Regions from separate parts of the Homo sapiens genome. Here region 2 is linked to region 1. A link is an interaction called in ENCODE POLR2A ChIA-PET data of the cell type or tissue named here. Cell type or tissue: Caco-2. All regions are shown on one strand. Links, peaks and the distances in the headings refer to the core of each region. The heading gives the core; the rest is flanking DNA.

What was found. ChIA-PET counts read pairs that join two places held together with the same protein. Peaks named below come from ENCODE experiments on the same cell type or tissue, not always from the same donor. Only the 100,000 strongest peaks of a DNase experiment are listed, where the experiment ranks them.
Region 2: POLR2A ChIA-PET joins it to region 1 with 5 read pairs; 3 of 35 experiments call an interaction of 5 or more read pairs at or near these places.

The regions. Positions count from the first base shown.
Region 1 is chrX:100,730,885-100,735,884 of GRCh38, forward strand. SYTL4 (synaptotagmin like 4) reads right to left here and starts at 1,237. Exons shown (of 20, transcript NM_001370165.1): 1 at 1,120-1,237; 2 at 534-621. In Caco-2, for the core only: no CTCF peak of the experiment used is centred there; no DNase peak of the experiment used is centred there; H3K4me3 peaks cover 1,107 bases.
Region 2 is chrX:100,582,932-100,595,404 of GRCh38, forward strand. TNMD (tenomodulin) reads left to right here and starts at 2,005. Exons shown (of 7, transcript NM_022144.3): 1 at 2,005-2,135; 2 at 2,300-2,431; 3 at 10,964-11,104; 4 at 11,330-11,431. The coding sequence starts at 2,088. In Caco-2, for the core only: no CTCF peak of the experiment used is centred there; no DNase peak of the experiment used is centred there.

The sequences.
Region 1 (5,000 bases), core at 1-5,000:
GTCATTAATACCTCAATATTAATAGATTTATGAGAGGTGGGGGTGGGGAGCTTAAAGAGCAGAAAATAAGCCAGTTAAATATAGGAGGTCCAGGATGTACAGAAGACTCATTTTTGCCACAAATATACAAGGTCTAGGGTCAACCCTGCCAAGCACAGTACTCTGGAATTTTACGTCCTCTAATCCTGAAGAAGCAGGGTACTGGGGGAAGAAAAGCTTGATTAGAAAGTCACCACTTTTCAAGCCACCAGAATTCTAACCAAATGATTTCACCACCCCAAATCCCACCTCATTCAATGTTAAGGGTTGGAGGAACACCTTTTTCTGCCCCATTACAAACCAACACAGGAGACAGAAGCATTCTGTGCCCCTTCTGAGATCTCGGGGACCCTCCTCCAGTACCAGATCTCTCACAGCCTGCTTGAAGAGCGGCAATATAAAGCAGCTCCACAGCACACAGCCAGGTCCCCAGCCCCAAGCGCAGAGGGAGCCCACTGAGGCAGGACTCCAGCCAACCAGCCTCCAGCCTTTACCTGTGGCTGACTGGCCAACGCCAGAGAAGCCGCGATGTCGTAGGTCCGAAGAGAGTGCGGGTTAGCGACCCCGCTCGACGGCCGAGCGCTGTGAGAGGAACCCACGAAAAGGTGACTGGACGCCTTGGAGGGCGCAGTTCCCGCTAGGAGCTCGGCCCCGCCCCCGCCCCCAGGGCCAGCTCTCGGGAGGGGCACCAGCTCGGGCTGGCGGGAAAAAGCCCGGGCACTCCCCGCGAGGGGAGCCGAAGAGGAGAGGGGAGGCGGCTCCCAGAGGGGCACAGACCGCATTAGTGCTGGGTGGGTCAGGGAAGGGGCCAGAAGAAGCCCTGGAGAAAGAAAAGTGGCCGGGAGGGACCGCCCAAGCAGACGGGAGTCCAAGCCTGGGGATGCGGTCGGGAGAGGCGGACGGGGAGAGGGGAGACGCGGTCAGCTAGGGAGAAGGAAAAATTGGGGGACCAGAGAGCGGGTAGGGAAGACGCACGACCCCGAGATGGGGGTGGGGGCGCTTCAGCAGCGAAAAGGAGCTGGGGGTCCAGAAGGAGCACCGGACCGAGGGCGAGGGGCCGGCCGCTGGCTGTTGACCTACCTGTCACTTGCAACAGGTGCCTCCAGAGATCGAGAAGTCCCAGTGCCGGTTTCAAGGGAGGGTCTCCGGCTCCGGGAAGATCGCAACCCAGCTCCGGCAGCCGGCCCTTCTCACCCTCCCGGGAGGCGGAAAAAGCTGCAACTTTCCCTGGAGCGGGGAGGAGCTGGACTCTTAAAGGGGCCGCACAGCGCCCCGGGCTCCTTAGCAGGGGGCCACTCAGCCCAAAAGGGAGCTCTGGGACCCAAAGCCTTGAGACACAAGAGGAATGTCCTTCCAGGTTAGGAATGGGAGCCTGGGGACTGAGGATAGGGGTCTAACACTAGACGTGCCTCCTCACCCACTTACTTCCATCTGTTGGTCACTCTCTTAGACGGTGAAATCACCTGTCTCTTTCGTTCAGCTGAGTCAAAAGTTGTCAAATTGTCTCACACTTCTAAGAAGATAAAAGAGTATGAACTATCTAATTTGAGTAAATAAAATATAATACCATTCTGATCCTTTGACTTGTGGCCTTTTATGGCAAATAAATGTCTGTCTAAAATAGAAACGTTTTGGGCAAAAGCGTAGACTAAATTCATACATACACACTCAAGGACACAACTGGTTAAAATATCCAACTCACTAGTAATCAAAGAAAAGCAAATTAGAACAATAATGAGATTCTTTGGCAAAGATATTTTTTATTTTTTAATAACACTTAATGATGACAAAGTAGCCACCAAACAAGCTGTCTTAATTGCTGATAGCAGCATATGTTGGTTAAAAACCCTTTTAGAAAGCACGTGAGCAATATGTATCAATAGACTTGAAAATGTTTATACCTACCCAGTAATTGCAGATTCCTCTCCCTGCCTCTCCCATCCCTCTCCCCCTCATTTCACATCAGCAATTAAACATGCTCAAGTATCTACCATCTTAAAAAAAGAACCTCCCTACACAGGAGGTCCCTCTTCAGGTCCTCTTTATGGGCAAATGTATTGAAAATGTACTTCACAGGTGAAATTGCAATTTTTATTCCCTTACTTCTCATTCATTTCTTAGCTCTCAGCAGTCTGGCTTCCTTCCCCCACTGAAACTTCTCAATGAGATACACAAACAATGACCCTCAGTGTCAATAAATCCATAAATAAGTAAGGTATTTTTGGTCCTTATTTTGCTTGACTTCTCCCCTACATTTAACACCGTTAACCATTTCCTCGTCCTTGAAACTTTCTATGGCATCTATGACATTTTACTCTTTTGCTTTTCCTCCTACTCCTTTGCCCTCTCCTCAGTGACCTTTGTAGGCCACTCTTCTGCTATCTGACCTCTGAAAGTCAGACATTCTCAGGGCTAGGATACATATACTCCCTCCCCCAAATAATCTTTTTCACTCACTTGGCTTTAATTACCATATATATGGTCACAACTCTAATTCTATAACTCTACCCAGACTGCTTTATTGAGTTCTGTGTTCTTGACATCTCCACTTGAATGTCCTGCAGACACCTCAAATTCAACACATCCAAAGTTAAACCTACCATCTTTTCTCTTAAATTTGTTCCTCCTCCAGTATTTCTTATATCAGTAAATGACAACATGCCACTCAAGGCAATGGATTCACCATTCTAGATGCCATTAAGAACATTCATGATTCAACGGAGAAGGGCAAAATATCAACATTAACAGGAGTTTGGAAGAAGTTGATTCCAACCCTCATGGATGACTTTGAAGGGTTCAAGACTTCAGTGGAGGAAGTCACTACACATGTGGTAGAAATAGCAAGAGAACTAGAATTAGAAGTTGAACCCAGAGGCCAGGCACAGTGGCTCACGCCTGTAATCCTAGCACTTTGGGAGGCCGAGGCGGGCAGATCACGAGGTCAGAAGATCGAAACCATCCTGGCTAACACGGTGAAACCCCGTCTCTACTAAAAATACAAAAAGTTAGCCAGGCGTGGTGGCGGCCGCCTGTAGTCCCAGCTACTCGGGAGGCTGAGGCAGGAGAATGGCGTGAACCCAGGAGGTGAAGCTTGCAGTGAGCCGAGATCCTGCCACTGCACCCCAACCTGGGTGACAGAGCGAGACTCCATCTCAAAAAAAAAAAAAGTGGAACCCAGAGATGTGACTGAATTGCTGCAATCTCATGATAAAACTTGACTGACCAAGGAGTTGCTTCCTGTGTGAACCAAGAAAGTGATTTCTTGAGATGGAATCTACTCCTGGTGAAGATGATGTGAACTCTGTTGAAACAACAGCAAAGGATTTAGAGGCCAGGCACGGTGGCTCACGCCTGTAATCCCAGCACTTTGGGAGGCCGAGGAGGGCGGATCACGAGGTCAGGAGATTGAGACCATCCTGGCTAACACGGTGAAACTCCGTCTCTACTAAAAATACAAAACATTACCAGGCATGGTGGCCAGCACCTGTAGTCCCAGCTACTCGGGAGGCTGAGGCAGGAGAATATAGCGTGAACCCGGGAGGCGGAACTTGCAGTGAGCCGAGATCCCGCCACTGCACTCCAGCCTGGGTGACAGAGTGAGACTCCGTCGCAAAAAAAAAAAAAAAAGGATTTAGAATGTGACATAAACTTAGTTGATAAAGCAGCAGCAGGGTTTGAGAGGATTGACTCCAATTTTGGAAGAAGTTCTACTGTGTGTAAAATGGAATCAAACAGCATCGCATGCTACAGAGAAATCTTTTGTGAAAGGAAGAGTCAATCAATACAGCAATCTTCATTGTTGTCTTATTTTAAGAAATTGCTACAGCCATCCCAGCCTTCAGGAACCATCACCCTGATCAGGCAGCAGCCATCAACATCAAGGCGAGACCTCCCACCAGCAAAAAGATTACAACTCACTGAAGGCTCACAGGATCATTTGCATTTTTTAACAATAAAGTTTTTCTTTTTTTGAGACAAGGTTTCGCTCTGTCACCACCCTGGAGGGCGGTGGCACAATTGTAGCTCACTGTAGACTCTATCTCCTGGGCTCGAGCCATACTCCCACCTCAGCCTCCGAGTTGCTGGGACTATAGGCACACACCACCATGTCCAGCTATATATTTTTAAAAGTATTTTATTAGAGACAGGCCTCACTATGTTGCCCAGGCTGGTCTCTAACTCCTGAGCTTAAGTGATCCTCCTGCCTTGGCCTCCCAAAAGTGCTGGGATTACAGGCATGAGCCACCGTGCCTGGCCTAAAGTATTTTTCAATTAAGGTCATTGGTTTTTTAGACATAATGCTATTTCACACTTAATAGACTGCAGTATAGTGTAAACATAACTTTTATATTACTGGGAAACTAAAAAATGTATGCGACTTGCTTTATTGTGGTGGTCTAGAACCAAACCCACAATATCTCCAAGGTATACCTGTATGCAAGAACTTTTATTAAAATATTGATAGTGGGCGGTGGCTCACACCTGTAATCCCAGCACTTTCGGAGGCTGAGGCAGGCGGATCACGAGGTCAGGAGATCGAGACCATCCTGGCTAACATGGTGAAACCCCGTCTCTACTAAAAATATAAAAAATTAGCCGGGCGTGGCGGCATGTGCCTGTAGTCCCAGCTACTCGGGAGGCTGAGGCAGGAGGATGGCATGAACCCGGGAGGCAGAGTTTGCAGTGAGCCGAGATTGCGCCACTGCACTCCAGCCTGGGCGACAGAGCAAGACTCTGTCTGAAAAAAAAAATAGATAGATAGATATATAGATAGATAGAAGGATAGATAGTGGGTGTCTCTAGATGATGGAACTAAACAAATTTTTAGTTTTGCTCCTACTTTTCTGTCTTTTTCAACTTTCTTTTAATGAGCATGTATGGCTTTGATAATATTTTTTAAATATTCTTGAAAAATCTTCAAAAGCTAAAAAAAAAAAAATTTTAATTCTAGCAGACAAAAC
Region 2 (12,473 bases), core at 3,274-8,273, 140 kb before region 1:
GAATAGATACTAAAGGATTTTAAGCAAGGGAGAGATTATCCTCAAATTTGAGTCTTAGAAAGATCACCTTGAAGACAATGTATGAGAGACAAGGAAAACAGAATTCTATTGCAATAGTAAAAGTGACTGAGAACCTCAACTTAAACAGTGGTGATTGACAATGGAGAGAATAGGATTGCAGAGCTAATTCAGAGGCAGAATTAACTGGACTTAATAATTGATTAGCCATGGGGATGAACAAGACAGGAAGAAATCAAGGATCATCTGGAAGTTTCTATTCTAGAGACTGATTATTGTGTCATTTAGTGAGAGAGGTAATACCAAAAAAAAAGTGCATGTTTGAAAGGAGAGATAACTAATTCAGTTCGGGATATATGGAATTTGAGGTGTCTGTTGGGTATTGTAGATGTCTAGCAGGTTAGATGGACATATGGATGTGGAGCTCCAAGAGAACAGCCTGGGTAAAATATATGGATGTGAAAGTTCTCAAAAAGGATGACAAACTAAACTGGGGTGTTAGCAGTGAGCACAATAGGAAAGAACAGCTTTCAAAGATATAAAAATTTAGAATAGATAGGATCTAGTGATTGATTGGAATAGATAGGATCTAGTGATTGATTGGATAAAGGGAATGTGAAAAAGAGACAAAACCTCAGATTTTTGGTTTGAAAGACAAACCTCACATTTTTGGTTTGAAAGACAAACCTCAGATTTTGGTTTGAAAGACTGGGTGCGTGACAATTCCACTATTATAAGCTAAGTTATGTTCCCTCAAAATTCATATGTTGATGCCCTAGCCCCCAGTATTTCTATATTTGACTGTATTTGGTGATAGGGTTTTTAAAGAGGTAATTAAGGTTAAGTGAAGTCATATGAATGGGACCTTATCCAATATAACTGATGTTCTTATAATGAAAGGAGATTAGGATACAGGCATACATAGAGGGAGAATGTCATGTGAATATGGAGATGGTCATCTACAAGCCAAGGAGAGAGGACTCAGAAGAAGCCAACCCTGATAACACCTTGATCTTGGACTTCTAGCCTCCAGAGCAGTAAGAATATAAATTTCTGCCATTTAAGCTACTCAGTCTGTGGTATTTTGTTATGGCAGCCCTAGCAAACTAATATAGCCACCAACTAAGGTTGGGAATATGAGGGGAAAAAGTAGGTTAGGAGAAGGTGTTGAAAGAAGACTTTGATATAGAACATGTTGAGTTTGAGATTCCTGAGGTATATCCAGGTGGAGATGTTCAAATGGCCTTGAAATTAAAAGATATAACTGGGTTACAGGTACAGATGTGGAAATCACTGATATGTAGGTGATATTTTCAACTGTAGGAATGAATGATATCATCTACGAAGTCTGTGTAAAGTGAGAATGATCATCAAGAAGAGAACCATAAGGCATGTGAACATTAAAAAGCAGACTGAGGAAGAGGACCCAAGAAAGGAGAAAAATCAGAGACAGAAGATGAAGAGAGAGAGCTTAGAATTAGTCTTTATTTTATCCTGTTTTCATTATAATTAGTTAAGTACATATTGATAGCACCATTTAAAGAGCTTTAACTTAGTGAAGGAGGCAATATCTTATTCATTTCTGAATCTCAAACACCAAGCACAGTGCCTGACATTTAATATCCCTGCAATAAATATTTGTTGAACCAAATGGAATCGAAATTAGGACTTCATTCCCTTCTTTGTTTTGTTTGCTTATTTCTGGAGTGTGCAGCATGTATTGCCACTGATATTTTAAGTTCATAGTGAAAAATCATTTCAATGTGTTCTAGGCTTGGTCCCCTTCCAACCCAACCCCCAGGACAATAGTTTTCATTATAACCTTCTGTCTTTGCCATTCTGGATGGAATTCTGTGCACAGAAGTTATATACATATATGGGTATATCTATGTAACAAATCGCAGCACAGGAGTCCCCTGGGCTCCCTCAGGCTCTGGTATGACATATTTGAGCCATATAAATTCAGCTTCTCCTCTGGCATCTGTTAGCCGACTCACTTGCAACTCCACCTCAGCAGTGGTCTCTCAGTCCTCTCAAAGCAAGGAAAGAGTACTGTGTGCTGAGAGACCATGGCAAAGAATCCTCCAGAGAATTGTGAAGACTGTCACATTCTAAATGTAAGTTGATTCATATTTTTTCCCTTTTGAGCAGAAGCATGGTTTCACAGATTTATCATATTGCAAAGTGAACATTAGAAAGTGGAATCAAAGGTGACTTTGAATTATGGCTTGCTTATTGAGATTTATTGTGTATTGTTTTATTCTCTCTGTTCTTTGGTTAGGCAGAAGCTTTTAAATCCAAGAAAATATGTAAATCACTTAAGATTTGTGGACTGGTGTTTGGTATCCTGGCCCTAACTCTAATTGTCCTGTTTTGGGGGAGCAAGCACTTCTGGCCGGAGGTACCCAAAAAAGTAAGTAAATACACATCATAATCTGATGCTTCTGTTCTGAGTTTGATTGAATTTAATTAGTAGGCATATAAATTATTCTGAAAATGAAAATCATTAAGTCTCTTTTGTGTTTATTTTCTGGTGGTATGAAAAACTGAATCAAGATTTTTCTCTCCTTCATTTGCCTAATTATTTTGGTAAGGGAAAAAAATTTATCTTCTATATTTTGGTTAGTAATGATAGGGTGTAGAATTACCCATTCTTCTATAATGCTTATATTTAAGGAGTTAAGACTCCTCCTAGGAGCAAAGTTTTTACCTTAAGAAAAAATACTTTTAATCTTTCTTTCAATTATCTGGGCAGAAACTGATGGAAAAGTAATTAGACCACCACATAAGGAGAAACCACCCAAAGTGGCAGCAAAGGATTTTCAGGGATTATGTTTCTGACTTAATGCATCTGCAGTGAGAACAGGCAGCAAGCTGCTTTTCAGGAGGAGCAATTCTCATACCTGACTTCACATTTATTTATGACTTTAAAAAGAAACTAGAGCTTTTCAGCTCCTTGCCAGCTGCAATCATCACTGTCCCACTGAGATAGCAATGCCACAAGGTAGAAGCATGCGACACCAAGTCATTAATCACAGATAACTCAGAAAGCTTCTGATACTGGGGTCATTTGGTGAAGCTTGGCTAGCCACTGTAGTTTATATTTCTGTACCTTAGTGTTATTGTTATTCCTGGGCTCATAGGCAATGGGCAAGTTTAGATATAAAATAAATAAATAAAACCATAGTCCCAAATAAAACCATAGTCCCTTCATGCTCACAATTTCCATTTGAAAGATAATCAACAAATATACAAACTACAAGTTGTGAAGATAGTTTTCTGGCTTTGCCATGTTTTTCTGTTGGTGTGTGGATTGCTGCTGAAGTTATTGTTATTACTGTTGTTAATTGGTTGTCATAAGATGCTCATTTCTATTTGGTAACAGATGTAGGGAGAAAAAAGCACAAATCCAGGAAGGAGGATGATACAAGAAAATGGGTTGGCATGGACCGTTAGGAGCCAAAGGAGCAATAGGAGCAGAGAGAAAAAAATATGGGTCAGTGGGGAGAGAGAGGCAGAGCAGGAAAAGCAGAAAATAAGCTGGCTAAGTGTCTGAAAGATAACAGAGGTATAAAGCATAACCACCCTTGGGTTCTCCACCTCTGCTGTCATACCCACTTTCATTTAGTCCCAAAGGATATCTTATCAGGTTTAAGTAGGAGGGAGAGCAAGCCAGCCTACTTTGTTTGCCTTTTTATTTATACTTTGTTCCAGAAAAGATTTCAGGCATCACCCAATGCCTATAGTTAGCCCTATCCCCTACTCCTCCTCCCCTTACTGCTCCTTGCTTCTGAACTACTTACCGTTCAAATGTCCTTCTAGAGAAGCCACCTGTGTTCAGGCTGGCAGGGTGGGTAAAGCAATCGAGATCAGGAAGGAAACAGCAAATTAATAAGAGAGCCAAAATGCATTCCAATACAATTCTGGTACCACTTAGCTAATTCCCAAGGTGATATGTCACCCCACAAGTTGAACCTTGGATCCTCTTGAAAATTATCCATGAGTTAAAGGGCCATAAATCCTTTGTTCTCCACAGCCATAATGTACTTAACTGGGCATGGTGGATAGCTAGTCCTTTTGACCACCCTTAGATGCTTGCCTAAATAAGGGGCCAAATGGCCTTTCTTGTTTTATTGTTGTCATTGGTACTGCAAATGCTATTCCAAAAGAGTATATGTGTTTTTATAAATTTACAGTGCTATTTGCCTCAACGCAGCTATAAACGACTAGGTGGAGACCTTGCCTTTTTATTGCAAAGTGTCAAACTCACTTGCAGCTTCATGGTCTCCTCTCTTTCCCTATTATATCATCTTTACATCTCATTCTAGTTCTGTTTTTAATGATTATAAGGAGCAATCCTATGATACCTCAAACCAAAATAAAACTTGGTCAGTGCATGCACAGAAGAGGTGGGATATGCTGCTGAATAAAGTTTATCAAAAATCAAACCTCTTGTGAAGTAATCCATTTTGGGATGTCATTTTCAGCAAAGGGACTCTCAGAAATGAACAAAGCTATTATGAAGTAATCCAGATAAAGACAACAGGTGTCCCCTAGGGCAAGTTTCTCTACCATGAACAAATATTGTTGGTTTTCCATTCCAGTGGGGAGTTATGATTCATTGTCTTTGATATTTAAGTCATGGCCTTCATAAGACCAGGTTTGGTTCATTGAAAACTAAGAAATCAGCTGGAAATGAGGATGCTTTACTTAGTCCACTACTACCTTCAGGTCCCAGACAAAGATCTCAAGAGACCATCTATGTTTCCAATGGGTACGCCTATCAACAAGCCTGCCTTAGAGCAGACTTAAGAATTCTGGGAAGAGACTAGCAGTCAGATTAGTCTTGGAAGAGTTGCATAGGAAAGGGACACAGGCATCTTACATAAATTAAAGACTCTCCCCTTAATGGTATGGCCTAGCAAGAAACAACAGCAGATTAAAATCCAGGCTCTTTGGGCTTTCCTTAACAAATCTATGAGACTTGTTGGGACTCTGTGGCCCTTGGTAGAGAGAGCTGTGCATGCAACTGTGCTTATTGGTGGCAGTGATTTGTTTGCAGTCCTGGGATTTCCTCCAAGCTCTTAGTGTTTGCTCTCCTAGCCTCCACCACGCCTCCTTTTTATTTTGTCTTTCAACATCTGTGTATAATAAACAGTATTTATTTAACATCCCACATCTGGTGTTGACATTTCCATGCCAATAAGTCCTTCTCCTCACTCCCGCTTTGGTGTGTACAAAAGATCCAGATTCCTGTATCCAAATTGAGAACAAGCCATGCTTGACCTCCTCCCCTCACATACCTCAGGTCTGCGTGCACACAGGTGTGCACACGCACAGACTCACACACACACAGACACACACACACACACACACAGACCAGAGAGAGAATGAAATCAAAATAAAGTGAAACAAGGACGACTAACTCTGGGTGAGCTGCTGCATTTTCTTACAGGTCCCAGGCCCCTGACCCACAGCCACATACAGGAGCCACCTGAGCTAAATGAAAGCCAGGTCCATCCAGCTCTGAATTCAGCTTTCTTAAACAAGCAGAAGAGACCTATTCAGTCCCAGCAATTTTGAGAAAGCATCGTAATGAGGCTCCCCTTCTAGGCAGTGACTGCCCTGGGATCATTGAAGCAGAATCACCAAAGAAACATTCTTGCTTAAAGCCCCCTGTATTACACATTTTACTGGAAACAGTCAGAAGCCAACTCCTCAGCTAATTAATCCAACATGAAGCAAACAAATCAGAAAAATCCTAGCCCTTAAACCAACAGTTTAGAAACTTAGCACAGACCTTGTAGCCCATCCCTGCCAATCCTTTGTGGAGCGAGGCAGAAGAATCATACATTTAATAAATGAAAGAGTGTCCTTACTGCCTTACATAGGAGCTGCCTGGTGACTTTAGGGTTGTTTGAAAGCCATCAGGACCACAGTAATCAATAGATTCGTGAGGATGTTCCTTCAACTTCTATATATTACCAGAGCAATGAGGAGTGGTAGGGATAAGCGGGCACTTTTCTGCCCTCCTGCCACACCTCAGTTGCAGGTGATCACTAAAACAGTCTCCCCCAGCGTTGTGAGTCCACTATCATTCTAGGTTGAAAATCCTTTGCTCAGAAGAAGCACTTTCTTGACGAGTCTGATTGCAACATTTTGTGCGTGCCTATTTCTTGGCACGCACAATTGGGCATTAGCCCAATATTAACTTTTTTCGCTCCTCTCTAGGCACACAAGGAAGACAACTTTTTTCTCCAGGTCCCCTGGGCTTTCCTACACCACAGTCCGGTGGGTGAAATGTGGGTCTAGAGAAACATTAATATACCCTCAAGGAAAAAGTTGAAGGAGTAGCCGGAATATTTTTGGCAGGGAGACTGAGCTTTACCAGATGGTGCCATGTTGGCATTTTCAAAAAAAAAAAAAAAAAAAAGACCTCTCTTCATTTTCCTCTTAAAGCATTGTGAGACCCAGGTCCACCCTTGTACAACTCTCACTGGGCCAGCTCTTATTCTGGGCTACTCAAGGGCAGCTCCCAGCAATTATGTGGAGCCAGGCTGTGGCTGTGATGGGCATGTTCTTCTTAGTCAGTCTCTTCATTCTCCTAAGGCAGCATTTGCTGAACAACTTATATGACACCAGGATGAAGAGCCTGGGCCTTCAAAGACAGCTGTTCTGGAGTGGTTGAGAGTGGAATTGGGGCTGTGGAGGAAGTAGCCTGGATGATCAACAGATAGTGGCAGTAGGCGTAGTCCAGTGATCAACCTGACAGGTTGATCTGAGCAAATCTCAGCAGACTTTGCTAACTATCTAACATTACAGATGAAAAGGGGTAAAGGATTAAAATAGGAACTGAGTCCCTAGAGACACTCAGTGATTTGCCCAAAATCACACAGCTTGTAAGTGGTGGGGTTAAGGTTAGAACTAGAGGCTAGTCTGAAGATTCTTTCCACTATTCTTCAGCTGCATTTAAGAATCAGGGATGGGGATAATGGGTAGGAGAAAAACTTACTGGTCAGCTCAAGTCTGTAGATAAAAGAAGTAGCTTTTTCTTGTTGAAAAAGAATGTCTGTGCTGCTTATGCCAATATTTTGCATATTGCCAAATGGTGATTGAAGATGCAGAACTCTAACTTTGCATAAGGAACAATCTGTCTGCTCTGTGTTGGTAAAGAAATACCCAGAGGCCCTTTAATTCCCCCAAGTTAGGTTAATAATAATATGGTACAGTGCATTCTCTTCCCTTCCTTCCAGCCTAACACCTGCTAGCCAGCTATTCTGAGCATGTATTTCACCTTTGGAGAGTGTACCTCATAACAGACAGTAAGGGATGAAGATGGAGTGAAGAGCAGCTAGATTAATCACAGGCTTCAAAAAACAAACCTAAGCCAAATGTCCTCAAATCCCTGTCAGGACAGGCTAAAGCTTCTTGCCCCTAAAACAGATCCATCACACTGAGGTCTGAGATAGCTTTACCTTTTCTAAATAGCTTTCTTTTCTGATCTCAGGGACTGCCACAGAGGCAAGAAAACAAGGAAAACTGTGAAAGAGGGATGTTAGGGCTCATTTGCTGCCTGAATGGAGGATTTAACTGGACTGAAGACAGAATTCCTGGGCAGGGAAGAAAAATGGGTTGTGTCCTCTACATATTTTGTCAGTGTGGTCTTCTTACACTTCTCACTGCCTGGACTTAACCACATATCTGTCTCATTTCACTTCTGATTCCTATTCCACTCCATTGGCTTCCTTGTTCCATTCCAGTGTTCTGGTTCTTATAGTTAAGGCCAGCCTTATGTGTGGGTGGAGTAAGAGCCCATTTGAGTGGTGCTGGAAAGATGCCCTTGCCCCCAAATATCTCCCATTCCTCGTGCCACTGTGCCTATTAGATTGGTGCAAAAGTAACTGTGGTTTTAGCCATTGAAAGTAATGGCAAAGTAATAAAGTAATAAAATCCACTATTAGTACTTCATTCCTCTGAGTGAAGTATTGCACTCAAATTTTTAAACAGACAAATATTCATCACTAATATCTAAGTGTGAAATCATGGGTCAGATTGATTTCTTCTTTGTCATAAGGTACCTGAAGCACCACGAGATTCCTAGATGTCTAGACAGGAGACAAAGGGACAGAAATGGGAAGAGAAAGGGGAAGGGCTATGAGGGTATAGAATGAACAGAATATGAAAATAGAGCAGAAAAGGAAAGCTAGAAGCACCAAAAATTAACTCTCTCTATTTTCCAATTGGGCAGGGGTGTACTCCTCATCATATTCTGTCCTTGCTCTATCCTCCCTGGAATAAAGCTGAGTTGGAGGCAGCTGAGATGAGCTACTTGTAGCCCACTCACACCTCTCTTCAGGCCAGTCATCCTGTCTCTGCTTTAGCTTGCTCCTGGAGAGGACAAAGCCATTTATTCTTTCATCTCCAGAAAGACCTTCAACCCCTGAGCCAGGAAGCTTAGTAGAGAGCAAAGTACTTGTGATGCCAAAGGCATGAGCTCAGTCTTCATACGGGCCAGTGAAGCTTGCATAGCCATTACCCAAGCAATGTGCTCCACAGGGACCCAGGCGAGACAGTGTGTCTGGATTTGCTCATACCCATCTCCAAACAGTCCAAAGTGGGCCACCAGCATCATCTTCCTAGACGAAGAACAGTCTGTTCCAAAAGGACACCTTTGATAGTGGAATTCTGTCTGGGTGAATATATAGCTCCCCACTCCTACCCCCTACCAAGGATTCACACATAAACGAAGTCATTCTGTTCCCACTCTAGTAACTTATCATTACTAACATAAAGCCAACAAGTTGGTTAATGAACACAATCAGAATGGACCCCTTCTCCCCTACCAAAAAAACTCTTTGCAGGAATGTTGAAAATAATCAAGATCTGCTGAGCTTGGCAGTTTCCAATAGTTTTCATCTAGCAAGGTGTCCAAGTAAAGTGCATTGCCAACAGTGCAGGAAAACTCATTCCACAGAAGCACACTGAAATTCTAAATGTCACCAGTAGGTTCCATAGTCTTCTACCAGTGATTGAAAATACAGCCTGTATTTTCTCTTTCGCCCAGGTAGGCAGTGTTCCAGCATCCCCTAGTCTCTAACCTCATTTTTCCATACAATAATCCATCAGTGGTGCTACTGATGAAATAAACACCCCACCGCAGCCCCCAATGGCTAGTGGCATCAACATTTGTCTCAAAAATGGATAGTATTTCTAACAAAATTCCCCCGTTGGGAGAGCTGACAGGACTGGATCTGAAGTGGATGCCTCTCTTTTCTACTTAGGTCAGACAGACTGAGAGCTCAATTTGTTGCCACAGGTAGAAGTTTCTCTTCTCAAGCTGGCTGCAGAGCTGGAACTGAGGACATATTTATTGCTAGAAGCAAATAACAAACCTAAAGGAATTTGCTACCTATCACAAACCAGGCCAGACTTCCTGAGTTAACTCTGCAGTTGCCAGAGAGTTCTAAGTATTGTTTTTCTTTCACTTTTAAAATGGTTTTTTTAAAAGACCTTGCCAATACTCAAAAATGTCTCTTTAGGAAGATAAGGATGTGCCATTGGTGGGGACAACTTATTCAACAAATACTTAGGTTCCAACCATGTCCAAAGCACTGTAGGGCTACCAAGAGGTAAATGACATTGTCTCTTGTTTTTCTCTTCAGCAGCTACATTAGACTTGTCACCCTTGAAGTAACACTTGCTTCTACAAATGGTTCCAATTTGTTTTTCTCTAGTTGAGTTGGTGAATATTTCACCAGGTTAAACTAACATTCAGTCAATGGCATCAGCAGAGACTAAAAAATGACCCAACCTGGTGTAAGTTCTCTATAAGGCTGCCACTGGGAACCGTATCATTAGAAAGCAATGTGGGCTCTGAAGAAGACTTGCTTTTTCAGGCTTTTAGTTTCCCAGATTTTTTTCATAAGGAAAAATGAACATGGAGAAACTCGATAAACAAAGGTCTCCTAATGACAGAGATAAGATAGACTTCCAAAAGGCATCATCAGGTCTGGCCTGGTTTGTGACAGATAACAAATTCCTTTATGCTTATTTGCTTCTACCTATAAATATGTCCTAAAACTATAAGTTATGGGCTTACTCCTAAACTGCAGTGCCATATGGGACTGGTCCTCTTGGTCTTTAGAAATACAATTGCCTCTTTTAGAGTGCAGGAGAAAATCTGGGGTTTTGTTTTAGCCACTCAAGAAAGACCTGATGAGCAGTCTTTCTTCTTGGGAGGCTCCATGTTACTTAATGCAGGACACTTGGCTCAGTTGGCTTAATTCCATATACACAAAAGAATCCGTAGAACTTGAAAACAACTGAATATGGCTTGGGAAACAGAACCCAGGAATAAACTGGGTGGGGTTGGTTGCCGTATAAAGAGAAGGCTAAGGGAAGGCAATAAATGTTTCCTGGAGTTTAAGGGGCAAAAGGAAGCAAACAGAGCAGGGTAGGGCTCTAATATTGGCAAGGAGAAAGTCTTCAGATTCTAAAAGGAATAGACTCAAGGCTGTTGTGGCAATATTAAAGCCCTGGATAAATAAGGAGACAAAAAACACTTAACCATTTTAAGTGTATTCAAATCTCTTTCTAAGCCCTAATGAATTTCACGGGTGAGGGGCGGGGCAGTAAGGGGGGGGTCGTGATTACTTAGCACTTGGAAAGGGAAGTGGTAGCTTAAAGAAGCAGCATAGGTTTTAGGTGATCCCTCAGCTTAACACAAGGGGAAAATACTTTATAGGCTGGTTTGCAAACTATCATTTGCTGTTTAGTCAAGGCTGCCAAGAAAACTGTTGGAATTCTTAGTAATTAGCTCAGCAGCTTGGCTTGAATTCAAAATACCAGCTCTGAAGGGATCCCCATATCAGCTCCAGCGCCAAAAAGCACCTCACTTTAGGGACACACTGAGTATCTTAGAGATTGTTTTCCTCTGTTCTCCCAGGCCTATGACATGGAGCACACTTTCTACAGCAATGGAGAGAAGAAGAAGATTTACATGGAAATTGATCCTGTGACCAGAACTGAAATATTCAGAAGCGGAAATGGCACTGATGAAACATTGGAAGTGCACGACTTTAAAAACGTAAGTTGGATGTTTTCCTCCTAAGGCTTTCCACTTAAAATATTAGAGCAGTTGAGTCAAGTTAAAAATAGCCTCCATCTAAAATTTGAATTCAAATGGAAAGCTAGCCTCCTCTAGCTTTCCATTTGAATTCAAATTTTGCTAGTCTGGGACCCCAACAGATCATGGAACTTACTAATAGTGGCTCTTTTGGGAAGCTTTATTGTTGTTTTGTCTGTTTTATAGGGATACACTGGCATCTACTTCGTGGGTCTTCAAAAATGTTTTATCAAAACTCAGATTAAAGTGATTCCTGAATTTTCTGAACCAGAAGAGGAAATAGATGAGGTATGTAAGAAGAATAATTGTGGTGGCAAAAGACATCATTTATTGGATGCTAGCTATGTGCCAAACATTGTACTAAATGCTTTACTTTTCTTTGATTCTCCAACAACCTTATAAATAGATACTATTGTTATCATCATTTTCAGATCAGGAAACTAGAACTCAGAGCCAAAAAGTGACTTGCTCAAGGCCACACAGCTAGTGAGTAGCAGATTGGGGTCTTGAACTTAGGCCTTTCAGAAAACTCAAGTGCATAATTTTAGGTGCAATGCTATACTCTTATACCCGGGCACCCATTAACATTATGTTGATTTTCTCTGAAACCAAAGATTTCTAGTAAGAGGGATGAGCCAGAGAAACAAAATCAATCTTGCCTCAGATAAAGCGTTTTTAAAAAAGAAAGTTCCAAAGCCACCTGGGGTTCTTGCCACTTTTGTCACACTTCAGTATTCACCTATTTTAAAGATTGTGGTTCATTCACCTTACCATTTTATGCTGGGCTGCTAATGGAATAATTCACATTTAACCTCAGTAGGAAAGGCAAAAGCAAAGAAGGTGAACACTGCAATGGGATACAAATTCTCTGAAAACACCCTGCTAGACCAAAGTAAGGCAACCTAGGGTGCTGGTGAAATCACTGAATGGCCCTTTAAAACCTAATGGGAGATGGATGTTATTGCCTAAAATACAACGATCTGTAAGGCCCTTGAGGCTCTTTATTGTTCCCTGATATTTTGTCTATAATTACAGTATGGTTTTATTAGTGGGAGGAGAAGGGGGACCTCAGTTAAGGTCATATTGTGACAGCATATCCCCACTATAGCAAGAAAAAACAAACATTGGTTTGGTTTGGTTTAGTGCTTAGTTGCCAAATCTAAAGTGGAATTATGGCAATGGCAGAATGATCTTTCTTCTTCTTCTTCTTCTTCTTTGTATTTTTAGTAGAGACGGGGTTTCACCATAGCCAGGATGGTCTCAATCTCCTGACCTCATGATCCGCCCGCCTAGGCCTCTCAAAGTGCTGGGATTACAGGCATCAGCCACC